Linked DNA regions of Mus musculus: region 2 is linked to region 1. The links are chromatin contacts, found by Hi-C or POLR2A ChIA-PET in ENCODE. All regions are on one chromosome and are shown on one strand. Each heading gives the region's core, a stretch centred on a gene start or an enhancer-like site at or near the end of the contact. The rest is flanking DNA. Distances are from core to core; before and after follow the strand shown. Region 1 holds the start of Ak2 (adenylate kinase 2). Region 2 has its middle 25 kb from the start of Rnf19b.

What was found. A loop is a pair of places that touch in the nucleus more often than their neighbours do. ChIA-PET counts read pairs that join two places held with the same protein, here RNA polymerase II (POLR2A).
Region 2: POLR2A ChIA-PET joins it to region 1 with 17 read pairs in embryonic stem cell. The contact joins the enhancer-like site here to the promoter of Ak2 in region 1. A Hi-C loop is called at or near these places in 1 of 37 maps with a recorded cell type or tissue (gastrocnemius). POLR2A ChIA-PET finds 5 or more read pairs at or near these places in 3 of 5 experiments (Patski and embryonic stem cell).

The regions. Positions count from the first base shown.
Region 1 is chr4:128,990,739-128,996,352 of GRCm38, forward strand. It overlaps Ak2 (adenylate kinase 2), which reads left to right and starts at 2,486. Exons shown (of 7, transcript NM_016895.4): 1 at 2,486-2,698. The coding sequence starts at 2,606.
Region 2 is chr4:129,029,982-129,035,595 of GRCm38, forward strand. No RefSeq gene overlaps it. Among named protein-coding and RNA genes, the nearest start is that of Rnf19b, 25 kb to the right of the region's middle. Within about 2 kb of position 2,695, at least 1 of the 3 ENCODE cell types and tissues checked has a DNase peak (open chromatin) inside an H3K27ac peak, as active enhancers do.

The sequences.
Region 1 (5,614 bases), core at 1,236-3,735:
CCCACCCAGAAGGTTCTCCCAGACAAAATGTGCTCGCTCCTCTGAACCCTGTGCTTTCTGGGGTATTAGCTCATGACCCCCCCCCCCCACTGTTTTGTGTTGCTTGCTTGTTTTGCCGTCTTTGAGATAGGGTCTCATATAGACCAGGCTGGCTTTGAATTTGCTACATGGCCCAAAATGGCCTTGAATTTCCTCCTCAGCTTCCCAAATGCTAGAATCATAGGCCTGCATTACTGTACCTGGTTTCTGGTCTCTCTTGTCCCTGACCATGGATGTGTGTGCACATGTGAGTGCAGGTGTGTATGTGTATGCACATTGGTAGAAAGACCAGAGGTTGACTTCTGGTGTCTTCTGCTTATTTCTCTCTACCTTTTGTTTCTAGATTTATTTATTTTACCTTATATGTGTGAGTGTTTTGTCTGCATGTACATGTGTATGTGCACTGCACGTGTGCCTGGTGCCTTTGAGGGTAGGAAAGAACTGCATCAGATCTCCGGAACTGGAGTTACAAAGGGTTGTGACTTCCCATGTGGATGTCGAGAGCCAAACCAACACCCAGTGCTCTTAACCCCTGAATCATCTCTCCTGCCCCTCTACCTTCTCTTTTGAGACAAGACAAGGTTTCTGTAGCCGTGGGCTTTCCCACCTGTACCCCAGTTCCTGAATAACTACTCGGAGGCTTCTTTGTTTATGAATAATTGCCTAGGCCATAGCTTTAGCTTGTCCCCTGACTAGCCTGTCACTTACCCAACCCATTTAAACGCTTCTGAGTTCAGCCACATGGCTACTTTCTTCTCAGTCTCATGAGCCCAGAGTCTGGGCCAAGCATCTTCCACCTCTGACTATCACCCAGAGTTCCCATCTCTTTCCCGGAACTCCCATCTTCTACTTCCTGCCTTTTGTTAAAGGGCCATCTGCTTTTGATTGGCAGGTGATGCTTCCACACAGTACACATCGATTCTCTCTACAGGCCTTCCATTGTATCTGAAGCTCACTCATTAGGCTAGGCTTTCTGCTCAGTGAGCTCCAAGAGTCTGCCGATCTCTACCTCCTCAGGGCTGGGGTTGTAAACAGTTGCTGACGTTACCTGAGTGCCGGGCACCAGAACGCAGGCCCTCACACTTGAGTGCTAGACACCAGTGACTGAACTTTGCCCTGCCCCTTAGTTCACAGTGTTACTTGTAATCCTGTGACCATGTAATTATATAGTGATCAGCTCTTACTTCCGCTTCCGGTCTTAAAAAGGACACAATAAACCCCTGCTTCCTTCAAGGCCACTAAGAGAACCCAACCAGATCAAGCTGGCTCCCATGAAAATCCAGGATGAGCAAGAAGTATGAATGTTAGTTTCTCTTTTTTCATTTGAATTTATTTCTTATTTTCTGTGTGTGAACATATATGTACGCGCAGATATGTGTACCACAGCACACATGTGGAGCTCGGTGGACAACCTGTGGGAGTTGGTTCTCTTCTTTCTTTCATTGGGGGTGGGGTCTTGTTAATCAAACGCAGGTCCTCAGAGTTTGGTGGCAAGTGTCTATACTAGCTGAGCCATCTGGCTAGCTGGTTAACATCATTTACCACTAGGGTGTAGAAAATGGTTGCACTGTGCCTGTGGGGCAAGAATGGTTTCCTAATCACACTTGCACTTACAGTTGAGAAAGGCTCCTTTGGGACAGGATGAAACTTTGACACACCTAAAAGCTGGCGACATCATTGCCTTGTTCAAGACAGGCTCATCTCTCTGGATAAAAACTGTCTTTCTGCTGACTTAAAAGTCAGGAAGGTTGTCTGTGTTCATATATGCATATGTGTTTTATTTTTACAGTCCTGGGGATTGAGCCCAAAACTTCTGTCTCTGTACTATAGCCAGCCCCAGCTATCTTCATTTTCATTTTGGGACAAGGTCTCATTAAACTGCCCAGGCTGGCCTTGAATTCACCGTCGTGGCCTTGACAAGCTTTAAATGTGATCTTCCCAAATAGCCAAAGTTATGGTGCTGTTCAATGGGGGTGTTCTGGAGGGAGAGGGTGTCAGATTACAAACTTGTTGGAATTTACTTAACCAATCTTATTATTAGACATCAACATCTTTGTCAGGAACTCATTACATATTCCTTGTTTCTGCCTTTGAATTCTTGGAAGTGGAATTACTGGTCCAAAGGTTACGTTATTGCCAATTTGTTTCCTGGGAGTGATTTTACCCACTTACACTCTCACAGGCAATTTTACGGGGCTCAAACAGAGACTCTGGAGTTATTAACTGTCAAAGGCCAAACTAGAACTTCACCCGCTCCAGGCTTCCTTCTCGTTTTTCCCGCCCACTCCATACACCAGCCGAGAGCCGCACGCGCTCTGTTGCCCCAGCTCTTCCCAGGCTGGCCCGCCTCTTCCTCGTTCCCAATTCTGCCCAATCGGAAACAGAATTTTCTTAGTCTCGTCGTACGATTGGTAAATGAAAGTGCCCGTCAAGTTCGGGGGCGGGTAGAGAGGGTTGACGGATGCGGCGAGCGACCAGTGTGAGCCCGGAGTAGGATGTACGCTGGCCTGGAAGCGCTAGACCTGTGAGGTGTGCGGCTGGCTGTTGGAGTGAAGCTTTGGAAGACATGGCTCCCAACGTGTTGGCTTCCGAACCGGAGATTCCGAAGGGCATCCGGGCCGTGTTGCTGGGGCCGCCCGGGGCTGGCAAGGGGACGCAGGTGAGTGTCGGTTCCGTGTCGGGCGGTGGAGCCCGAGAAGCTACAAGGTCAGGGCGGTCGGAGAGCCGGAAGCTCCTTTCCCGCCCCGGAGCTGGGTGGTGAGCCCTGGCCTGCAGGGACCCTCGCGGGGTCTCCAGTTGTGGCGCGGTGTTTAGGGGAGGGTCCCAGTCGCAGTAAGGGGGAGGCTGGGTGGAGGTTCTTGGGGGAACCCAGGATCGTGTTAGGGCATCCAGGGACTGTTACTTGAAAATTGTGAAAGGCAGGGCGATCCCCCAGGCTGAAGCTCTGGATCACAGGCCCGAATGGGAGAAAGCTTTGTGACCAAGTCGCCCTCGGAGTTGAGAGCGTATTGCCCTGAGTCAGGGATAATTTCTAGGCATAAGGGGGTGAAACTTTTAATTTTTTTAATGGCTAATGATTAGGGGTACTAAGAAGTCTCCACGTGGGGCAGAGTGGTTACTGGTGTATGCCTATCGAGGCGTTCTGCCAAGAGTGAGGCATGAGCCGCGGGAGCCACCAGTGTTGTTGGGGGTGGGGGGATGGGAGAAAACCTTTCCAGCTGGCCAGAAAACTGGAGGTGAATGTATAGATTCGGTTCATAAGCCACGGGCATCATGGGGGGTTGTGAGTGGGGCAGGGAGTGCTCATGGAGCAGCATGAGATGGCTCTGATGGTTGTAATTGAGCAATTGAGGGCCGCTAACGTGCTAGATCAACAGGTAAGAAAACAGGTGTAGAGGTCCAGTGACTTTTCAAAGTTAGTGAAATCGGTTTCACAGAGGCCTCAAGGATTGCCTTCTGCCCCACTGCAGAGCCTCCCTTGCTTGGCATCTGGGCCATAGATCAGGGCTGGGATTTATGCTGGCACGTAGGGCTTGGAAGCTCATATGGTGGGCCGTTGGTGTCACTTTCTTGCCCAGCCTTTGGCCACAACCACCCACCCCTCAACTCTACCTCCCCATCAGACCCCAAGCTTTGATGATCACTATGCTCTAAAGAGGGAATTCTTTCAAGGTTGCGTTCCCAAGCAAATGAGTGCTGTCCTCCCTCTTCACAGCACTGCTGAGTTTATTGTTATGTTTTTAAAGATACCTCCCCTCTGTCTCCCTCCGTCTCCCTCCCTCCTTCTCTCTCTCTCTGTCACACATAAGGTGGGAGAGTGTGTGTGTGTGTGTGTGTGTGCGCAGGGACGTAGAGAAAGAGTGTGTGGGGACATGCGTGCCGTGATGCATACGTGGAGGTCAGAGTGCAACTTGCTGGAATCATTTTCTTTTTTCTACCATGTGGAGCCCAGGGATCGAACTCGGACCGTCAGACTTGACGGCAAGCTACTTTACCTGTGAACCCATGTCACCTGTGTACCTATGTCACCTGTGTACCCACGTCACCTGTTCTGTTTGCCAAGTTCTCAGTATTTTGGCAAGCAGATCAGCATCTCGGGCTGTACAGTCTACGTATATGTGTGTATATCTGTGCATGTAGAACGCTATGTATGTAACTTCTCAGTGTTTCTACCTAGAAAATGTAAAGCTTACAAAGACATTGGAAGATGATGGCTTTTATATTGAGAGCACCCACACATTCCTAGCTGGTGGCAGGGCGCGTGACAGCTGTGAACGCTGACCACTCAGTGGCATCTCTCTCTGCCCCCAGCTCAGGTGTAGTGCAGCAGCATGAAGCTGATTCATTCAGATCTGGGAGGACCATGTGCCGTGGGCTCATGGAAGGCAGTGCGAGAATCATGGAAGTTGGTCCAAGACGGCTTTGTGCAATGATTAGAAGTTTGGCTTGAAGGATGAATATGGATGCTCATGTCTGTCTGTAGTCCCAGTGACTTAGGCAGGAGGAGACTAAAGTCAAATTTGATGATAGCCCAGCTAAAGTTTAAAGGCTGGCCTGGCTACAGAGTGAGACCCTGTATCTGAGAACACAAAACTAAGAGCTGGGACTTCAGAAAATACAGGGCACTCGCTTAACCTCCGTCCGCTTCCCTTTCCTTATCAGGAGCCATAAAAACACCGGTAGTTGTAGCTTCGTAGTGCGGAACAAAAGTTCACACAAAGCCCACAGAGTGGTAGCCTAGAAGAACGCTCTGCCTGGACACACCCCACACACAAACTCTCCATTGTAAGTTTTAAATACACAGAAGAGGCTAGGCACAAGCTTAGCTACTGTGGGAGCCTCACAGGTTCAAGTCCTAGCTGGGCTAAGATTGAAATCAGCCTGAGCTGCAAATTAGCAGGGCTGAGAATCTGTTCGCTGGCAGTTCATTTACCCAGCTGTGTGAGCTCGAGTCGTCAGTACCACAGGGAGCACAAGAGTGGCATAATAGGCCCTGGTAATCCTCAGCTGATGGCGGCCATCGCTTTCCCATCCACACTCCCTACAGGTTATACTAAAGGAGCTCCAGGCTCCATAGCTGTTTTATAATATATTTTAGTATCTCTACAACAAAATCTTTTTAAAAATATATAAGTTCAATAGCCCCTAAAACTGTTAACAGATTTTAATAATAATAATAATAATAATAATGTTCAAATTTCTATCAGTCTCACACATAATTTTAAGTCTTTCTGGTTTGTTTTTTCCTAGCCTTTAAAAACGAGTGTTCAGCCTGTGTGCAAGGGTGTGTGATGTGTGAGTGCACATGTGGAGGCCAAAGGACAACTTTCCCTCATTTCTCCCCTTCCACCACGTGGCTCCCTCGTGTTGAACTCAAGACACCAGGCTTGGTATGGGTGCCGAGCCATCTCGCCTGCCTGCCCTGTTCCATTTCTTTATGGTATAGTTTTGGGGAAGAAACTTGTCCTGAGAATATTGTTCCTTTTCTGGGAATTTTCCATTATATTCCTTTGGTGTGTTTAACATCTTCCTCTCTTCCATTTCCTGCAGATATTGTCTGTTGCGTCCAGTTTAT
Region 2 (5,614 bases), core at 1,445-3,944, 39 kb after region 1:
AGTGACCCCAGCTAACTAGCATCAGTGACCTCAGCTACCCAGCATCAGTGACCCCCGGCTACCTAGCATCAGTGACCCCAGCTTCCCAGCATCAGTGACCCCAGCTTCCCAGCATCAGTGAACCCAGCTTCCCAGCATCAGTGACCCCAGCTAACTAGCATCAGTGACCTCAGCTACCCAGCATCAGTGACCCCCGGCTACCTAGCATCAGTGACCCCAGCTTCCCAGCATCAGTGACCCCAGCTTCCCAGCATCAGTGACCCCAGCTTCCCAGCATCAGTGACCCCAGCTACCTAGCATCAGTGACCCCAGCTACCCAGCATCAGTGACCCCGGCTACCCAGCATCAGTGACCCCAGCTTCCCAGCATCAGTGACCCCAGCTTCCCAGCATCAGTGACCTCAGCTACCCAGCATCAGTGACCCCCGGCTACCCAGCATCAGTGACCCCGGCTACCCAGCATCAGTGACCCCAGCTACCCAGCATCAGTGACCCCAGCTTCCCAGCATCAGTGACCCCGGCTACCCAGCATCAGTGACCCCGGCTACCCAGCATCAGTGACCCCAGCTTCCCAGCATCAGTGACCTCAGCTACCCAGCATCAGTGACCCCAGCTACCCAGCATCAGTGACCCCGGCTACCCAGCATCAGTGACCCCGGCTACCCAGCATCAGTGACCCCGGCTACCCAGCATCAGTGACCCCAGCTTCCCAGCATCAGTGACCCCAGCTTCCCAGCATCAGTGGCCCCAGCTACCCAGCATCAGTGACCCCAGCTTCCCAGCATCAGTGGCCCCGGCTACCCAGCATCAGTGACCCCAGCTACCCAGCATCAGTGACCCCGGCTACCTAGCATCAGTGACCCCGGCTACCCAGCATCAGTGACCCCAGCGAAGCAAAGGTTTCACTTCAGCAGAGCTGGTCTCCTGTTAATCATGACTTTTTTTTTCAACCTCAGGTGACCAAAACCACAAACTCTTCATTCAAAACATCATACAAGAGTCTTTAAGGGAATCTGGGTGGTGGTACACACCTTTAATCCTAGCACTTGGGAGACCCAGAAAGGCAGATCTCTGTGAGTTCAAGGCCAGCCTGGTCTACAGACAGAGTGAGTTCTAGGATAGCCAGGGCTCCCCAGAGAAACCCTATCTCTGAAAGGGAGAAAGAAAGAAAAAAGAAAGAAAGAGAGAGGGGGAGGGAGGGAGGGAGAGAGGGAGAGAGGGAGGGAGGGAGGGAGGGAGGAAGGGAGGAAGGAAGGAAGGAAGGAAGGAAGGAAGGAAGGAAGGAAGGAAGGAAGGAAGGAAAAGAAAGAAGGAAAAGAAAGAAGGAAGGACAAAAAAACAAACAAAAACAAAACAAAAACAGTACTCATGTTTAGATCTGTGGTTACTTTGTCCCTTCCCCACCAGTCTGAAACCCCTAAGGACAAAGATGTCCACTTGTGTGTCTCCAGTGTCAGCACAAGGCTGACCATACAAAGTATCCCAAGGTGTTTCTCACAGTTGGGGGTACACGTGAGGGCCACAAAGGGTGACTTTCAGAGAACAGTCTTCAGGACTAGGGGGCTTGTGTACATGTGCGAGATGTTGCTGAGGACGCTCTACTCAGAGTTGCTGACTCTGGCTCTTGGGTACACGGACGCAACCTCTGATTTAGAGAACCCCAGAAGAGGAGTGTGTCAGACCGGAAGATAAGGGCACTGGGAACCTGAACTCATGAATGAAAGTCTGGAGACGAGAGCAGGAGAGCTTGAGGAAGAACTGAATGCCAGTGGCAAAGAATTCTGGGTGAAAGCTGGGGCTGGTTTGTCCTTGGGGACAATGGAAATGCCATAGGCCATATGGGGATTATTCTAAAGGTTTCTTCCAGTAACATGTTGGGGTTGTACATCTCTAATTTCTCAGTGTGTACAGAGACATGAGGCTAACCCATCCATACATTCGTGTCTATTTCTCCTCCCACTTTTTTTTTAAACAGAGTTTATGCTTGTAGTCCAGGTTAGATTCTACATTGCCATCTTCCTACTGTAACCTCCCAAGTGCTGGGAGTTCAGGCCTGGGTCCTCACATCTGGCTAGCGTCCACTTTTCTGTTCAATAAAATCTTTATGCTCATCACTCATTTAAACTTAGTGACCCCATAAGTGGGAAAGGGTGAGACACCTATTGGACAAACAGAGAAACTAAAAGCAGAGAGGTGAAGGGGACCCGCCATGGCCACAGCTCAAGAGCAGGTCAGAGGCCTGAGATCCTTGAAGAGCTCATACCTCTTCTCTTTTACAGAGAAAGGAAAGGGGACCGATGGGGAATGGCCCTACTTAGCTGATGAGGAAGTACGTGCAGAAGGCTCTCTAAGCCTCAGTGAGCAGCCACTGAGTCCTCCAACCGTCCTCGGTAATGCTTCCTCTCTAGACAGAACCGTCCAACAGCCCAGGGTTTACAAAATAGCTTGCCTTAGCCACAGCATCTTGGGCTCAATATTATTACCACTCCAGAGCATCTGTCACTCCCCCAGAAAGGGAAAGGACCTCCCATGACACCCAGCAAACCAGGAGCTTACAGCAAGAGCCATCTCCCTGCATCTTACCTCAGAACAGCAAAGCAGAGTGGTCTGCCTGATAGCACCCATCTCTGAATGCAAAACTACCTTGGGAGGGGCAGGTTCCCTGGCCAAAGATGGCAAGCAGCTGGTATGAGGCCTCACCAGGTCAGCTACGTTGTTGTTCTAACATGGCCCCAAGTGAAACCTGGACTGAACACCAGGTACTTTCTCATGGAGGTGGGGGTGGAGCAGCTACAGTGTCTGCCCCCACATCCCACTATGAGAACACGGTAGGAGTTGGGGGTTTCCACTCAGATCCTAGCAAGTTGCTCCATCATTCTGTCTGACCACAACCACTTCCTCCTCTAAAAACTCCCTTCCCGCAGGCCCTGACACCAGCCAGGCCCTCAGCGAAGAGAATCCCCCCCACGATCTGGTTTGTTAGCTGTGGCCAAACCAGGCTCAGGAATGTCACAGAAGGTCCCATCTGACTTCAAGTTGTGGTATGGAGGGTGGAAGAAAGAGCTGGCTCTGAAGCCATTTAGCCTTTTCTAGGGGGAGGACACACTGTTCTCATCCTGCAGTGCACCTCCTAAACAGAGGCCTTAGTCCCCAGGGATGGGAGCAGCTGTCATCCCTGGTCATTTTATAGGTAAGGAAGCTGAAGCTGGAGCCGAATTCAGGGTAACCCCAGTTTTTCTCAACGAGTTCTCTGTTCCTCTCAGAGACCTGCTCAGTGAACTTAAAATAGTCCAGAGCGTCAAGTTGTTTGTTTTGCTTTTGCTTTGGGGACTTTTTGGAGGTTGCCTGGGAGAAAGTGAAGATGCTGCCTAAGCAATCAAAAAGAGGAAGAGACAGCCCCTCCACCCCATTTCCAGGTCCAGAAACAGATAAGACCACACAGCAAGCAAGCGAAGGTCTGGGTTAGAGCTCGCCGAAAGCACTGTCGGGCTTGGACCCAGCCAGACTGCTGCCTCCAGTCAACACTATTTTTAGTCAGCCTTGGACTGGAGTCTGGCCAGTGATCGCTCCACAGGTGGGGCTGCAGACGGAGAACTGCATTCCAAAGTCAGACTTCAACTGATTCAGTCAGTGTGTCAGGCTTGGGGTGGAGGCATCCCTCACTCTGGCTGTTTCCACTCCTCCAGCCCCGCCCTGCTCCACCACGCCCCCTGTACTCCCTCCTTCCCGGGCTTCCGGAGGCCTCGTCTCTAGGTACTGTAACCAGAGAGCTAGGCCTACCTGTCCCAAGATGTCAGAGAGCCTTGTCTGCTATGACAAAGCCTGTTAAAGGAGGTAGGGCCCTCTCTGTAGTAGGAGGGGCCGGGGTGGGGGGTGGTTCTATCGAATGACATCATCCGCAGGTCCTCCTCACCCAGCCTGCCAGCCCTTCAGTCACAGTCAGTCTCCCAAATGTTCATTCCTTTCTTCTACAACCCATTATCCAATGCTTGCTTCCTTGCTCGCTCGCTCCACACTTCTCAGCAGCCATAGTAGGTCACGCGCACCTTGTTAGATACCGGGAGCAGAGAAATGAACAAGATGGTATGTGGCCCTTACCCTGGAAGAGCTTCCAGTAGCAGGGCATAAAATGGTTAGTGACGGTCACTACTCAACATGCAGACACCAGACACATGCTGCAAGACAGAGGGAGGAGAAGGAACAGGGTAGCGAGATGCAGAACAAGGCCAGGTAGGTTACCTCTGACCAGATTAGAGCGAGTAGCAGTCAGCCAGGGCAAGTTCTTGCCCCCACTCTGAGCTTTTTGCAGACCCTGACTGCAAGATTAGTTTCCATTATTTCCATCTTTGCCACAGTCCTGGGAAACAGTGATTGTCACCCCCATTATACAGGTGACCAAACTGAGGCTCCAAGACACTAAACGGATTGTGACATAACCAGGAAGTACAGAAGCCAGACCTAAATCCAAGTCTACAGACAAGGGGAGGGATAAGTTTCCACTGTTAAACCCTTTATGTGGATTATATCCGGAGGCATTAGAATTTGAACTTATCCTTTTATTACATTGGTTTTATTTTTGTTGTTTTTGTTTTTTTGTTTGTTTGTTTGTTTGTTTGTTTGTTTTTTTTTTTTTTAAGACAGGGTTTCTCTGTGTAGCTCTAGCTGTCCTGAAACTCACTTTGTAGACCAGGCTGGCCTTGAACTCAGAAATCTGCCTGCCTCTGCCTCCCTAGTGCTGGGATTAAAGGTGTGTGCCACCACGCCCGGCTATTACATTGGTTTCATTTTCTCCGGTTTTTCTTCCACAAGAAAATTGAAAATTTTTAAGTGTAGGGAGGTTTTGTTTGTTTGTTCCTTTGTTTGAGGAGTTTTTTGCTTTTAAGTCAGGAAAAAAAAAGTATAATGTCCATTACTAGTTAGTTTTACTTTTCTTTAGTGTTTTCCTAACTTACTATATCAAGCATGGTTTTTGGTTTTTGTTCTTTTGTGGCGTGGGGTGGGGGGGCATTGTTTTGTTTTGTTGGTGATGGTTTTGTTTTTGTTTTTGAGACAAGGCCCAGGCTGACCTCAGACCTGAGACCCTCCTGCCCCCAGTTTCCTGAATTCTAGGTAGTCGGCACCACACTTAGCAGGCCAGCTCAGTCTTATAATTCGAAAGTGGTGTTATTTTTAAGAAATAAGCCCTACGAGTCAAAGTAGGACAGGGTGATCCAGTCCCCCGAAGCATCTGCAGTTCCTGAGAAAAAGGCCCCGGGGTTTTGGTTGACCTCAGACCAGATTGAGTCAGCAGGGTGAAGTGTTGCCAAAACCACCCGGCAAACAGAAATGCTTCTTGCTCCTCAGCGAGCAGCTCCTCCCCCAGCAAGCAGCACCTCCCTACACCTCAGCCGAGCCAAGGCTTCATTTGAAGCTCAGTATGCAGGAAAGTTGCCTCAGGTCTGCTCAGCTGAGAGGCCTGTGTGAGAGGAAAAGAGACCTCGGAGTGTGGAGATCTGCACAGAGCACACATGGTTGACATGCAAATGTGGGCAAAGCTGGAACTGGGGCTTAACCTACCCAGAGAAATGATGAGCTCTGTCCCTGGGTGTTAGCATTCTATCTAAACCCCACCCCCA